2 separate regions of the Mus musculus genome follow, and region 1 is linked to region 2. A link is a loop called in an ENCODE intact Hi-C map of the cell type or tissue named here. Cell type or tissue: gastrocnemius. All regions are shown on one strand.

The links. Hi-C counts contacts between places; a loop is a spot of excess contacts. Peaks named below come from ENCODE experiments on the same cell type or tissue, not always from the same donor. Only the 100,000 strongest peaks of a DNase experiment are listed, where the experiment ranks them.
Region 1: a loop joins it to region 2, with 2.1 times the contacts of the local background. A loop is called at or near these places in 3 of 42 quality-filtered maps.

Annotation. Positions count from the first base shown.
Region 1 is chr15:7,194,246-7,202,245 of GRCm38, forward strand. It overlaps Lifr (LIF receptor alpha), which reads left to right. Exons shown (of 20, transcript NM_001358593.1): 20 at 1-3,244. Among named protein-coding and RNA genes, the nearest start is that of Lifr, 69 kb to the left of the region's middle. In gastrocnemius, no CTCF peak of the experiment used is centred here; DNase peaks (open chromatin) are centred at 119, 654, 915, 4,765 and 1 more place; H3K27ac peaks cover 3,021 bases.
Region 2 is chr15:7,035,251-7,043,250 of GRCm38, forward strand. Gm30663 (a long non-coding RNA gene) reads left to right here. Exons shown (of 4, transcript XR_383813.1): 2 at 2,170-2,336; 3 at 3,973-4,103; 4 at 5,983-6,132. Among named protein-coding and RNA genes, the nearest start is that of Gm30663, 4.9 kb to the left of the region's middle. In gastrocnemius, a CTCF peak has its summit at 3,976 (motif pointing right); no DNase peak of the experiment used is centred here; H3K27ac peaks cover 1,633 bases.

The sequences.
Region 1 (8,000 bases), 160 kb after region 2:
CCTTGAGACGGCAGCTCTGCATATCTGGAACGCTGGGTTGTGTTTCTGAGCTGGGTGATAGAGGTGCTTTTGTTCCTGCAGCTGGCAACAGAAGCCGCCATTCATCGGGAAGCTCGAGGGAGGAGCTGTCAGCCTCGGTTTGCACATTAGTCTTGCTTTCGTGGTTCAGGGGAACTGGAAGGATTGCATTCCGAACACCCAGCACTGTCGCACTCAGACATGACAGTAGGAAATCACAGTCTTAGAAGTTCTTGCAAACTGAACTCTTGTTAGAAAGCTCTCCTGTCACAGTAATCCTGACTGTATTTGCATCCGTCCCAGCCCTTTCAGTGCTCAGTATACCTAATTTAGTGAAAGGCTTAAGAATGCTTCCTCCCGATAGAAATTTGAAGTCAATGTCATGGTATTTTGCAATTCAAGTACCCCTTCATATGTCAATATGCAGAAAGTATTATCTCAAAGTCTCTTACTGCTTAGGCACTTACTCAGATAGAATTTGTTGTGTTTGCACTAAGGTAATTTCTACTGTTTCCTGTTTGAAACTGGGTTGAAATGAGCAAAATGGCCTTTTAAAGGATCCCGAAAGTACAATACTTGGCATCTCAAGTGAAGTGTGGGGGAAGGGCCATCAGCTGCTAATGCCAGGCACACAGTGAGAGTTCTGTGTCTGTATTGATGGGGTCCCTTTCTAGAGTGTGACAGATTCCGTGGAACTGTCTTGAAGGATGGGAGAGATTAAGATGTGACTCGCATAGATAAAAAAGAATTGACTGAAAGATTTGGATACATTGTGGAAACAGCCCCACAGTGTGAGGGAAACTGTGAAGACTCATCAGGCCTTTCACTAGATGCGCCCTGTCAGCACCCTATTCACTGCAGAGTTGTTTGCTTTTGTGTCATGAGCTATTAGCTTGGAGACCCATCTGTACCAATCTGGCTTGCGTTATGTCAAGCAGCATGCATGAGCGAGCTTAGCTGATCACTAGAAGAACTCATTGTCTTGGTAAGATATACCAAGGCATTTCCTTGAATTGATTTGATACTTTCTTGTGAAAAAAAGTTTCATGCTGTCATACCTGTCTTACCTCAGTGTCCAGGACAAAAAAATTTACAGAGGGGGTGGGGGTGGGGCCAAGCAAAAACTGTTAATCTTTTAGACATAACCCTAGAATATCCTTCAAAGTGATTTCGCTTGAATCGTGGATTCTGCCCAGTGCTATTCACCCTGTTTAAACCTCTTAGTTTACTAGGGTTGTTGGATTTTTGCTCCCTTTATCTTAATAATTACATGACCATATTCATGCTGATTATAATACAGAGGACTTATTTCTAAATGGAGGCATAAATGATTGTGAGCAACATTTAGCTGAGCACTACCAAGTTTTGTTTTGTTTTGTTTTGTTTTTCCTCTTGTTAGAGTTTCTGGGGTTGTCCTCTGGCCTAGAATAGCCACATGCTTCTAATTATGATACGAGATTGTGACTGGATCAGGCTGTCCTTAACCAGAGTAGTACTTCTTCTCCTGTATTATGAATGGCAGTTTTTGTCCAAGGTGTAAATAGAATTTGCTTAAGTTAAATTCTAACTGTGGCATACTTTTATTATAAATAAACCATATCCGATTGCACATTAAACAAGTGTGCAATTTTTGGTTGCTGGAACCGAATACTTTAAAAATGAAAAAAACATGCTGAGGATAAAAGACAGGAACATTAATGTTAGTTGATTCATATGGGCCTTCAAGATCGCCTTTGTATAGACAATCAACATGAAAAGAAATCCCGCTGTAATAGGCATTTTGCTGTACTTATGCCTAGAATATTTGGTACATCTAAATTGGCTGCCTTCCTAATTTTATTCTGATTTCTTACATGCGCTTTTATTTGTAATTATTCCATCTCAAATGGGTAGTTTCAACTTTCCGAACTAGCTCCAACATCCAGTAGCATATCTTTAGAGATCAAAATATCTTTAGGTAGTAATCCCATCGTCCTTAAGTCCTGAGCAGCTGAGCCCTTTGGCAGGTGGTCCTAGAACAAAAGGCTGAAGGGAGGTTTGCGGGGCGATGCTCTCCTTTGATGCAAACACTTTCACTGTCTTTTCCGATTAGCTCAATTATAAACACCCAGCTCCTTCCGCTTACGTTTCCTTCTGATGTAGTCTTTGACAAAGTATGAACAGCATGGTGAAGGAATGTTGAGGAATGAACCCTGTCCAGCTCCTTGTGATGGGGTAGATGTTAGGGGATACCACAGGACACAGCTGCTAAAAGACATTCTCTTTAGAGTTGCTTTAAAAAGGTTGTTCTGGATAGAGAGATACGCTGAGTCCCAGATGATACCAACTTACAGGCATGTCCAAAGGTAAAGTAAGCCATCTGAAAATTCTCATTGGTCCTAGGAAAATTTTTTAAAATTTATTTTACCAGATCTTTCACTAGCAGACAGGCCATCAGCCATCTTCCCTGTAACACTAAGAAATTACCACTTTTTTTCCTTTCAAATTTGCATTACAGTGCATTACTGTTTACAAGACACACATACTGTGAACAGATCTAAGTCTTCGTCTTTTGTAAGGTTTGTAGAATGAATGTTGTTTTAAAAGATGGTGTCATGTTAAATATCTCTAGGTCTCTGTAAATGCTAGCTCCTGTTTACTAACTTTTGTTTGGTCAGGTGTGTGTCCATGTAGCTGAAAGAAGATAGAAATTGCTGTTTGCATAACTTTCCCCTGTTTTGTTTCTTGCAAAATTATCACTACAGACTTGTGTTAAATCAAAGGATCGGTTATGATGTGCAATACCTAAAATCATGTTCAGTCCTATAAGGAATCTTTTCAATGCTCACACACAGGACATAAAGGAGATTGATGTGTGTGTGTCTGCGATTCACTCCGACTCAAAAGATTCTGAGTTGAGTATAGAATAAAACAGTACTCACGGAGATTGACAGCGGAGACATTCCCAGCTTTGTGAAATGTTATGTCGCTGTTAAAACGGGAAATTTGAACCCTTTATAGCATAATTTCAGAATTTAGCGTCCATATCTTTTGAGAGACATGATTATCACAAGAACATAGATGATGTAAATAGCCTAAGACACTGCAAATATAAAACTACTATCGCTTGGCTGTTAATTATATAAAGATGTTACCAATGTCTGTTTTTAAAACATGCATGTATTTAACAATTTTATCATAGTATTGTCATGGAAAAAATAAATATATTTTCTTACATCTTACCCTAGTAAATTTGGACATTTATTGTTTGGGGGTGCTTTCCCTCATGTCTCAAACATTTAAGAAAAGTGTCCTTCACTTTGTTCTTTGTTTAGTTCTTACTCTTATCCCATAATAATCACAGTGACTCTATAGCAACCAAGAAGCTTTAGCGGTGGCTTTAATATTTGGAGGTATTGCTGTGCTGCTGATAGCACCTTCTATTTGCTCTGTTAAGTTCATGTTATATTTATAGAGAAAAAAAAGGATTCTTATATTTAAATTAAAAAATCAAATTACTTTTTACAAAGTGAGAACCTAGCATTAGCAAGTAGCAAGATTATTGCCATATGTAGTCGTGCACACCTTTAGTCCCAGCCAGCACTAAGGAAGCAGGAGCAGAGGCAGAGGGATCTCTGAGTTGGAGGGCAGCCTGGTCTATATAGATCCAGGCCACCCAGGGCTACATACTGTCTCAAAAAAGAAAAGAAAAGAGAAATGCTGGTCCTTAAAGCAGGAGTTGTAATTTATTATTTCCCAAGAGAGCTGAATATTTCAGGAGTTTCTGGGAATGCATAAAAATTTCAACTTAATTTTGAAATATAGCAATTGACTTAACAAAAGTCCAGTCATTTAGAAGTAGGCAGTGGCATTAGAGAAATGTTCTTTGTCTTTTGTGGCTCAGACTTACCACGAATAACAGCCAGAGCATGAATGGACCCGACTTGAGCCTGTAAAAGTACAAGCCAGTTGTAGATTAGTTGTGAAACACATGTTAATATTTAAGTGCTAGAAAAGCTCACACATATGGTCTGTACTTTGGGGAATTCTCAATGGAGAACTTGTTCCCAGAAGGTTGAGTTTCTGAAGCCAAATTGTGTACCACTGTTACCTACAGGAACAGAAAAAGTGCAAAGAAAAGAGCCATGTGCTCATTAGGAAGAAAAAAAAAAACCCTAGAGATGGATGAATCAGTAAGTGGTAATGTGTGATATCCAACATCATAGCACAGTGTGATAGCAACCCTCCGTCCTTCACAAAAGAATTATAGAATTTATTTGAAATGACCTATACATTTGATCCAGTCCCCTTCCCCATGAACGACCGGCAGGAAAACTGATTTCAAGTCATCCAGTCTCTCTAACCCAGGGAAATTGATAATGAGAGATGACTTGAACTCATTCAAGATTAAATTGGAGATGATTTTTTTTTTTTTTTTTTTTTTTTTTTTTTTTTTTTTTTTTACTTAGAAGATCAATCTCAAGTTGTGGGGATAAGAAAAGAATTAGAAAATCACTTTGATAAGCTGTCAAGGAGAAATAATATTAAAAGGGAGGAAACCCCAGTGCATTCATCTTTCTGGTAGCTAAATGCTTGAAAGGGGAGAAATAATTTTAAGTTCCAGTTCAGATTTAAATCATCTGTCCCCTTCTGGCTCCAGCTGGCCTGTCACCATGGCAAACCTGTGTCAGCACTCCAGGCAGCCTGGGAGGAAGGCATAAGGACTTTTTTTTTCCTCACTGCCTCCCCTCCCCCTCAGAGCTGATGGTGCCAAAACACATGGGCAGAGGAAGCAGTGTTGAGAGTAGATGGCATCCCCTCCCCCCTTCTTGCCCGGCCACAGTGCAAACCAGCCTGCATACCCTGTCAGAAGCGAACCAAGAGTCTCATTATTCCAGGACCACAGGCACTACTGGCTGGGACTGGTTCCACCATTTTCAAGATGGCTCTGAGGGACACTGTCATATGTGAGGCTGTACAGTCCCATGTGGGCTCCTGAGATCACCACTGGTCAATCACCTGGACCACACTGGAAGATGTTTAACCTCTCTCTCAACCTATTCCTCATCATAAAGCCTGGGCCCCTGGTGTGTATCACAAGAATGCTAAGGCTTGTTATAGTCCAAGCATGTAACAGTCCCTGCAGGATAGATGTCTGCTTTCAACATGGCCCTCTTCCTGGCCAGCGATATAAAGGTATAACTGCTTGTATAAGAGTTTAGACACACATTCATGTGCATCCCTCAGCTTATCAGAAGGTGACAGTACACAGCAAAGGCTTTAGAAAGAGACCCTGAGGTCTGATTCGCTAGAGCTCAGCCAGAGCCACACTTGGCTCAGGTAACTTCTACCCCAGGCCTCAGGTGAGCATCCTTGGGACTGAGAAGGTCCTGTCAGCGTCCTTAAGTCTTCACTCCGAAGCTTACTTCATCCAGGCCTTGCATGTCCCCGTGGCACTGAGGACTTCTAGGGGCTTTGTTTGAAAATCAGAGGTGCCTGGGGGGAGGGCTGTTATTGCCAAGTACCCACTTGGTGTAGCATCCATCCCATTTCTGAGGCTCTGGAAGTCTTTGAACTTCTTTGAGGACAGAACGGGCAAAGTGCAGCCTTGGGTATCTTGCGTGGGGTGATCCCCCTCAGAGCTGATGAAGAACCCTCATTATACCTCTGTCTTTGGACTAAAAGTGCCCCGTGGTAGTGCTTTTATTAGTGGGCTAATCTTTATTAGACAAATCAATACTAAAGGAAAATTAGAAAGTGATAAAAGAAATGTATGTAATCTTGGGCAATATTGGCTCTCTCTAACATGTTACTTTGAAACAATTTGCGAGCTTGATTCACTTCTTGAATACATCTCGAAAATCTTATCAGCAGTGTTTCTAAGGCTGGATGCATAAAATACCAGCAGATAGATGATAGATGGATTGTCTAACCATATATAATGGATTTTTTTCTGTTACCCACCTTAAAAAACAAAACAAAACAAAAAAAAAACTGGTGGGCGATTTTGAATGTTAAAAATACTTGAATTTAAGAGACAATACTTGATTTTTGTACCAAGAGCCACTAACTTACATAAGAACTCTCAAAGCCACATTTCCATAAAATGTGGTTATTTTACAACTAACTGACTAAGGAAGATTTGAACCTAAGTCAGAGTCACGCTTACCTGTCACTTTCCATAAGATACAGCCGACAGATGCAGGCCAGGCCTCTCCGGGGTTAATGCTGAGTGACAACTGGAAAGGGCAGCGTTATGACTCAGTTTCCTTGGTCCCCAGGGTACCAACCCGGCCACTGTGCTCCTCCCTGGACATGCAGTCATCGGCAATACATCCTTACCCTCAAAGAAAATGTTTTTTTCAGGAACTATAAATAGGAGGTCTAAAATAGATTTTTCTCTCTGAATATAAAATTTCCCTATCCTATGAGCCTTTGACTCATTGTTTAGGGAAGTTGGGCAAATAGACAGGATATTCTTAGTATGTAAAAGTAAATGGTTATCAGCAGGCAGGATTTTAAGAAACTCCTGGGATTTTTTGCCCTGTGGCTTGCACGGTTCTTGTCTCAAACTGGATAAATAAAACGTTATTCTTGTGTTCAGGTTACCAATAAGTGGACTTAAAGTTAACAAAACATTGGTACCCCGAGAGCCTAACTGAATGAGGGAGATACTCAAGGAAGGATAAGACCTTCTGTAAAAGATGGCGTCTCCCCGCCTTGAAAGAATAGAGTGACCAGTGAGCTTAGAGAGGATACTGAGTCTCAAAACACTACTGCCCAGGTGTCTTGAGTTCTGTTTTATATTCTCACCAGCTTCCTGTGAAAAAGCTCCCAGGAAATGTTTCGGAAATGAATATGGTTTGATGAGGTTCTGTGGAGGGAGGTCTGCAACAAGGCTCACTGAGGCCCTAGCAGAACCCCAACCCTCAAAAACCTGAGGCCTCCAAACAAACTCCTCTTGGTTTGCAGCCCAGACAGAGAGAGATTACCAGGTGAGTCCTCCATCCTTGGCAAGCGGTGTTACCCCACCAGCCTGATCAGCAGGCTGGAGCCAACCATCACAGAGATTTCTTTCATGTCTGAGGTCGTGTGAATGTGCCCTGGGCAACCAGTGGGCACATTGTCTATTAAGCAGTACCCCATCTTACACCTCTTTCCCATAGTTTTCTCTGACACCTCCCCCGCCCCCACTGAGTTCAGATAAAATATGGAATGTCCGCCACAGGCACTGAGTTCATCACAAGGGGGCCCTGTGACCCCCCTTAGGCTAAGGCCTCTCCTCCCACTGTTCTGATACTCATTTTCTCTGACTCTGCTCTCCTTCAGCCAACTTCCTAGCAGGGCTTTCCTCAGCTAATCCCCTGGCTTGGTGCCCCTAACTTTTGTTATTAAATGTGTATAAACGGCAAATTCCTTGAGCCTCCCTGGCCTTCCTTCTCGGAGATGTTTCTATCCAAGACCTCTTGTGCAGAGCCAAGTCAGAGCTGCAGCCCTTTAGTATCATATTGTCCAAGGAGGCTGCAGCCCCAGGCTGGGCCCCCCACTTAGAGATGGACAGCTGGGACAACAGGGGGAGACCACACTACGTGTTGGGAACCTTCTGTGCCTCCAAACACCCTTAGAATCTTACACAAAGCAGAACAACCAGACAGATGAATAGAAGAGACTTCCTCCAAATGCTAAGACATGATGTTCCTTTCTGTCTTTCCAGGAAAGGATGAGAGTTCCTAGGGACCACAGACTTTCTAGGACAAAGATGTTTCAACAAGGGAAAGCAGCTAAAGTTGGTGAGGCAGAGAGGTGTTGCCTGCTGTCTGACTTGCTTTGGAGCACACAGTTTCGCCAAGACAAGTCAGGGGCCCAGGGATCAGCGTTTAGTCAGAAATAGTTTAAACAACTCCCCTGAGTTTTGGAGGCTATTTCTGGACTTGAAGGCAAAGGAGAAGAGGGAAACGAATTGAATCCAGACCTAACTGCCTGTAGAGGGGCCCGAATCCCAC
Region 2 (8,000 bases):
GGAGGTGGATGAAGAGCCACTTTAAGCATCAAGCAGATGCAATCCCAGGTAGAGTTACTTCTACCTTATTGAAACCAGAAGGAAGGCATTATGCCTTTTTTTCTTCCTGTGTCACTTGAAGTGTAATCCCTTGACATCCAGAGTTATTTTACAGCTTCCAAGTTAGTCAGCAGCAGCATAACTTCTCAGTCCTAAGTTAATTCCTGAACAGATAGGAGGACCTCTGTTTTCTCATCTCTGTAATTACTGCATAGCTGTGGGATGGCATGTGTTCTGAGTCTTCTTGTTTGATGTGTCTCCCTGCTCCTGGCTAACTTCCCAGGCATTTTCTTTTGGGAACACAATCCTGTTGGGATTGGGTCAACTCTATCTTCCTGTACCACTTTTTACATCCCATCCCTCCCAGCCTGCCTGTGACTCAGAGGTGTATGCCCCAGGCCTACCATTCTGTACCTATTAGGAGAAAGGCTTCAATCTGCTACAGAGTTTGACAGTAAGAGGCATTGTTTTAATTAAATATTTCTATCTAAATAAGGACTTGAGTCTGCCACAGTGGCTTACCAAAGGGCATTTTCCATAAATTTAGAAAGAACATTCCATTAAAAGACACTGGTAAAGGCATGCTTCTCTCAATAACCTTTGTGAGAAGGGCCTGCTCCCTGTCTATGGCTGAAGCATTTATCTTGCTAATGTATCAGATTTCTTTTATCAGTCCCTGTTATCAACCTCCACTGACGTCTAGAATTCTAGTTTGTTTATCTCCCCTTCCCACCTCCCCTTCCTATGAAGATTTTTCTATTCTCCATCCCTATCTTGCTTTCTTATCCTCATTTCAGCTTTCTTTTGTCTACACATTTCCCCCCATTCTTTAAAAAACAAAAACAAACAAACAAAAAACTTACTTCTACCTTTGGGGGAGAGAACAGACAAAAATTTAATTGGTTATTCGCTATGTGCAAAGTATCATCTAAGACATTTTTAAATTTGATAGCTGACTTTACAGCTGAAGAAACCAAGATTCAGAGAGATTATAATATTGTCCAAGTCATGATGGGAAAGCCAGAGTTGTTCTAGGGTCTGTTGGTCTTTAAACTCATCACTCTTTGCACTGAACACACTCACTTAGCCTAAGAGTCTTAGAGCATCTCAGTGTACTCACCAACAAGGGGATTCTGAGAGTCATTCTTAGCTCACTAACCCCAAACCTGATTCTCAAGCCCTCCTATCACCATTGCAACCAAGTATATCCTAACATCAAGATTATTTCTGCATCTACTAGGCAAGTAGCTTTTGAAACCTGATGCAGCCTATGACAGGGGGATGTGTTCGTTTAGATGACGCTGACATTCATCTCTAAGCTTTCTACGTTGCCCCTTTGTTTCATAAGTGAGACAATTAAAGCCCGGAGGGATAGAGAACACTGCTCAGAATCGTGTAGCTAGTCTGTGAAGTAAATGGCATAGACAAACAGACCGAGAGATGAGTGTTTAGGAAAATGCAGCTCTTAACCCAACACCTGAGTAACATGCTCTATTATCATCTTCATCTTTCTGGGCTGCAACTTTTTCATGTGCAGAGTAGGAATGGAGGTGATCTTGCATGCCATCATGAAACAAGAGGGTTCGCTATAAATGGTAGACAAATGCACTGCTCTTCATTCTACAGAATCAGTAAGTCCACTCCTTAACTTTGTGGACCAACAGGAAAATGATCAGTAAAGACACTTTGGCCCTCACTCTTACCTACCTCTAAGATGCCCAGTAAACACTATGAAACAAAGTCACTGACTAAGGCTGAAACACAATCCCAGAGCCAAGTGGTCCCTTTATTGTTGCATACAGCAAAGAAGCTGCAGAGTTTCTCATCTAATAAGAAGTCAAAAGTTTGTGCCGTAGCATATGGTGCTAAGCTCATGAGAACCCAAATCACTAATTTTTAGTTCCTTATTTAAAAAAGAAATGCAGCATATTCCATCTGATTCTTCATTAGTCCTTTCTCTTATGTGAGAAAATATGGAATAATTTAAAAGTCTTTATTGTTCAAATATACATAGGTTAATAGGGTTTTTCCTTAATTTGCATTTACTATTGAGTGAAATATATTGAAAGAGTTATAATTTCTTTTAAGCTCTTTTGAAACAAGAGTAAAAGCTTTGACTTCAACACAAAGGTCCAAATGGAGCTGCAAGTATTTCTGATGTCTGGATTCACACAGTAAAAGGGTGTTTATTGACTGATGGAGCCAACTCATGATCTGACACTCTCCTTGGAGGCAAGCAATGCACCGCAAAGACACATCTCTCCAGAAAGGCACTGTTGCTGTGCACAAGTTACCATGTAAGGAAATGTGTGAATGTGCAAAGAAATGCAGATGTCGTTTTGACAGAAGTCTTATTGATAGTATTTCTGACTCAGATCCAGACAGAAAACAGCACATTCCCCATAGTAACCAAGCGTTATTTTAAAAGGAACTGTCTGTGCAGGTATAGCGTTGGAAGAGATAGCGAGTGAGTCATCATGGGACTCGATGAGTCACACCTTGTGACAGCGAATGGTCATTATCATTTTCTGGGCTCGAGGGGACAAGAAAAAAAAAAAAACAAGAGTTGCTGTAAACAGCAAAGGCTGCCATATGGGAAGGAGGTTTCTGCTTTGAATATGACTATGGGTAGAACTGAGCATCTCAGTCCACCTAAGATGCAAGTCAAAAATATCCTGGCATCTCTCTTTGCCACCCTCTCACCTCTTACTAGCACCCATCAAGAAGGCCTTTGCTGTACAAACTATGTCTCAGAGTTCTGGGCAAGGTAAGGCAGAAACAAACACAGGGAGCCAAAAGGAAACTAACCCAGTGTGGCCAGTATTTAAGGACAGAGCAAAGAATAAGCGAAGTGTTCTTTCTTTGTTTTGCCTCAGTTTTCCCTGGAATTGTCTTGAATGTGTAATTACTTCATAGCTACTGAGGGGAAATGTACCCACCACATTCTTGTACTAGATCAGATCAGAAATAGCCATTGAAAGGTCAAGCTTCATTCTCCCTGGCAGCTCAATTCTCTTAGCTGACCAGAAGTACAGAGCTCATTTTTAAGCCTTAGAAAAATCCACAAGAATTGAGTTTTGACCTTTATGTGTTAGAGATTTAGGGGGCCCAATAAGTGGCATTTCCGTGTCTTGTTAACATTGACAGAAGTTGGTTCGTTAGAGAATATTTGTGTGTGTGTGTGTGTGTGTGTGTGTGTGTGTGTGTAAAATAAACCTTTTAGTATTGCTGAGCTGATATTAGGAAGCAAGTAGGCAAGACCCATGTAGTCAGAAACAAAACAGGCATCTACAGGTCTTGCCAGAGAAGCAGGGTCTGTGCCTCTAATCACTCAAACAGATGAAAATAGAGGCTTCATGCAAGTGGCCAGATCTCTAAAAACGGAGAATCGGGAAGATGGGCCATGCAGTTTATCTGGTAGAGTCTTGCCTAGCACACACAAAATTCTGCATTGAACTCCCAGCATCACTGCATAAACCCAGGGGTTGTGGTCCATGCCTGTGGCCCCAGCATTCAGGAAGTGGAGTCAAGAGGAATTGAGTTTAAAGCCTTGACTACATAATGAGTACGAGGCCAGCCTGGGCTGATGGGACCCTGTCTCTCAAAACAAAAGGAAGATATAGTGAGTCTCTATTCTTAGATCCTTGCCTCATCAAACTTTATCTCCTGGTAGAAGAATAGTTATCTTCTGACATTTTTTTTAAACAAATCAGACAGAGCCATGGTCCAGCCATCCATCATTCTTTCCTGGTTGCAACACCAGTGGGATTTTATGGGAGACGGCGAGCCATTGGTTTTCCAGACTTAGGGAATCTATCGCTACCCTTAAAGCTTTTTTTTTAACCTCCTAGAAAACTTATTGCACTTGATGATGCTGATTGGTACAAGTTTAGGGGGTGAACCAAGGCCTCTGGATCTGCTTCTGTCCTCAAGGTGGCAGGAGTTCCTCCTGGACGGTTCTGCTGCGTGGGAGAGCCTTGGGCCAAGGCAAACACAGCACTATGTACACGCACAAGGACACTGTGTGCTTTTCTTGATTCCCAGGAAACCAGATCTAAGTGAAGGTCAGTAGAGTTGATATGCTGCGCGTAACCCAAATTTGGGTATGAAGGACAAAGATTGGACCTTGGAACTTCCTTTGGCCAAGGGCTCTTGAGCTGTCTCTTGGGCCCCCTTCTAATTCATTGTTAATTGGTTTCTTCAAACTCTGTTTATTCAGTGTTAGAAACTCTTGGTCAGCCTAACTCAAGGGCTCATAATAGAAAGCTACTCTGGTCTCTGTGGAGAGGAACCAGGAGTCACAGATACCATCTTTCTCAGACCTCCCAACTCTCCTTCAGGCTATCTGCCCTACCACACAAGGTTTTAGGCTGTGCTTAGACTCGTTTGTGTCAGGAACAACCACCACCTCTGCAGTTACGGACTTGATCCCTCTCCCTGGAGATCTGAAGGTCTTTCCCTTACTTTCATCGTGAGCCTGGGCCTTTGCGGGTTCCTGATGTACTAATGCATCTTACACAGCCAGGGAGCCATGCTAGAAACCCAGGGCCTAGGCCTATCTCATCCACGTCGAAGTCATCGCCAAGCCTTCTCAATTTTGTCCCCTAGTCAGCTCCATTCTTCCTTTGGTCAGGCCCACCTGCCTCTTTTGCCCAGCCTATCCTATTTGCTTTCATGCCCAATGTGGTTCCAATTAAGCTCCACTCAAGCAAGCAAGAATGAGTTCATTTCACAATGCAAATCTCTTTGTTTCACTTCTCTTAAAGCCCTTCAGTAGCCTCCTTCTCTTCCTTGAAGCTAGAGTGTTTTATTATTTTTCCCACCTCCTACATCCAAATGCACCCCATGTGAGCAAGTGTAACCTTTGTTTGACTCATAATGAATAGTATTTGCAATGTTTGCCTTACAAATCGGCAGGGTATCTGTAGACACATAATCAATTGCTCCAGACAGCCACTGAAGCAAGGCCTCTTCCTTGTACCACCACTTCCAAGTTCAGCTCTTTTCTTTCCTCCAGCTCAGCCTGGATCCTCAATAATCCAGCTTCCACCCATAGGAGATGCATCCTTCAGCTCCGTTCTGCACCCTCGCTTGGAAGGGGAGGCCACTAGAATAGACCCGAAGGCTGAAAGGAGCTAATACAGAAGCCGCTTCTCGGAGACCGTAGCAACCCCTCTCTGCACGCAGAGCTACCTCCTGAAGTTAATTACTTTAACTATTGTAGAAACTTTCCTACACCAAACTGCCAAATTCTGCTTCATGGTTGGGCAGTTTGTGCCAACTAGAGCTCTGTGGGCTCTATCTGCTACAGAGGGTGGCACTTGAGGATGTAGCCTTGGCTTTCTTACTGTATCTTCCAGCCAACCATTTTCTCGTTCACTAGAACTAAAAACCAAACCAGAGCTGGCTGTGCACATCCAGGTCGATTCGATAAAGCAGTCCCACTCAGCACATTCACAGACTGGAGAGTAGCCTTTAGCTGACATACACTGCTCTGCACAGCAATGTCTGCATTCTCCAGAATGTGTGAAACTCCCACAGTGTGTCCACAGTGAGAAAGTACACATGTGTGCATATATGTATCTGCATTATGAATATATACACATACATGCATACATAATATGAATGCACACATGTATATGTGCATCCAGTAGTACATCCTTGGATGTCTTTGATGTGAGCACGAAAGCACATACACGTGCCTGCTGTGTGAGTGCACACAGAGATGTGCATGTCCCGGGGTGTGACTTTGTAGGTGTTCACAGTGTGAAGCCACATGTGAGTGTATGCTGAAAGTCTGAGTGTCTGTTCTCAGTGAGTGAGTCTGTGTATATGTGTGTGTATCCATGAAGTTTGTGTGCACATCTGTTTGCCTACACCCTAAAGTATCTGGATGAGGGGCAGCACGGACCTACTCTGCAGCAACTTCCCTCTCTTCCACAGGAAGCTTGTCGAGGTTCCCAAGGAGATACTGAAGAAGTCAGGAGACCGCACCACACAGGCATCCAACGTTGGAGGACAAAGTAGCTGCTAGGACCTATGGCTCATCTAATCGTTTGGACCAAGCTCACACTGGGATAAGCTGTTTGCAGCTAATGACTATCCTTCAGGGATGTCGAGACAGGCCTGTTGCTAGGTGGCATGGGGCTCGTTTGGCAGCTGGCTCACTCCTTGGTCTGGTTGAACCTTTCCAGACTGCAGAGCTAACTACCGGACCCTCCTCCCTTATCCTTGCTCCCTCTCCCTTTGACCCAGGTGGGGCTGCATTGCAGCCGGGAGGTTTTCTCAGCATGCATTTCCCCTCCTCAGTCTCTGCTTGTTCAATACTAGCTCCCCAGAGGCCAGAGGGATATATTTTTAAAGTCATACATTTTGGAACAGTTGTGGGGTTTAGTAAAGGAGAGTCCCTCTGGCCATGCTTCTTTAGAGCTACTGACATTGAGACAAGAAAGGATGAAAACAACATTCAAAGTTATGTGCATCCAGCACTGATGGGTATCAGTGGGCCACATGGGATACATACTTTTGCATACACTGAATAAATGTTAGTAAAAGGAATCTTTTAAAATAATGAAATGATCTTACCTCTGCTAAGGTGTAGGACATTAAAAATCCTGCTGGATTTAAGTACCTTAGGAAGATCTTTCAGCAGAATCAACAAAGGCCCAGGCTTTCCATGAATAAGGGGAAGAGGCGGGCAGGGGAGGGGAGGGGGGGAAAGGGAAGGGGAAAGGAGAGGAGCAGAAGGGAGGGAAGTGGAGAGGGGACGGGAAGGGGAAGGGAGAGGAGAGGAGGGGCGGAGAGGAGGAGAGGGGTGCTCCCTCAGCATCTAATCCCAGTTCTGCACACTCAAGACTGTGGCCTTCTATTCCTTCTCAGGATTGGAAACCAGGAAGGAATGTTTTACATGACAACAGAAGGAAATAAATTCCCTGAGTGAAGAAGCAAATGGCCAGCTTTAAAGTGGGACGGCATATGCATTTATGGAAGTGGAGGACGTCTGTGAAATCAGATCAGGTTGAAATCAGAATGATTGGTTTGCCTTTATATGGAAGAATTTGTGTGCACACGTGTCATCATGGTCTTCATCCTGTGTCTATAACAGAGCACCTTAGACGAAGTCATTAACCAATAATAACCTGTTCCCCACCCTTCTGGAGACTGGAAGGTCCACAGGTATAGAAGTGGCATCTATGTGACACTTGTCCAGCTTGCACCCACTGCGTTATCCCACGGCAGCAGGCAGAAAGGAAAGAGCACACAACCAGGAGTCTCGGAGAGCCGGACGGGTGCTTCACTGCAGTTCCTTCTCTCAATAGCTAGCTCATTCCTGTGATAATGAGATTGATCCCCTCAAGAAGACTCACCCCTCCTCACTCCTCACGGCCCCACCACCTCCCTAAACCCCACTTTCCAATCACCACCTTGTGAGCTCTGGAGTCATGATCAAACTACAACACACACCCTAGTAAATGAATTCTTTTTAATCTAGGAAATGAGTGACTGATCGTTCTAATAATACAGCGTGCTGCTATTAAAAATGAAGCCTTTATTGAATCGTTGCTACTGCTAAATGTCACATTGACCGCATTTCGCTTAATTTTTAATTTACAGAGGACAGAATTATGTCATGTGATAAAAATTTTTGTACATTAAAAAATGATTTTTTTTTTGCATGTTCAGATTTCTTTTTCTACCTGAATTGATTCTTTTTAATCACCAAATGCACTGAGGGACCAGCCAGTCATCTGACTCTAAGAAGCAGAGCACAAGGATACATCTCAGCTTACCAAAGTGTGGAAGGTTAAAGAAATGACCCCCGTGTGTTCCTCCTTGGGGGAGGGGTATTTCTTTGCCTTCTGGCATTGCATAGTTCTTTTTCCTTTTCTTTTTAAAGCTTCGCTTTACACCCCAGTATTAGCGCTCCCTTCCCTCCCAGTCGTCCTCACACAGATCCTTGT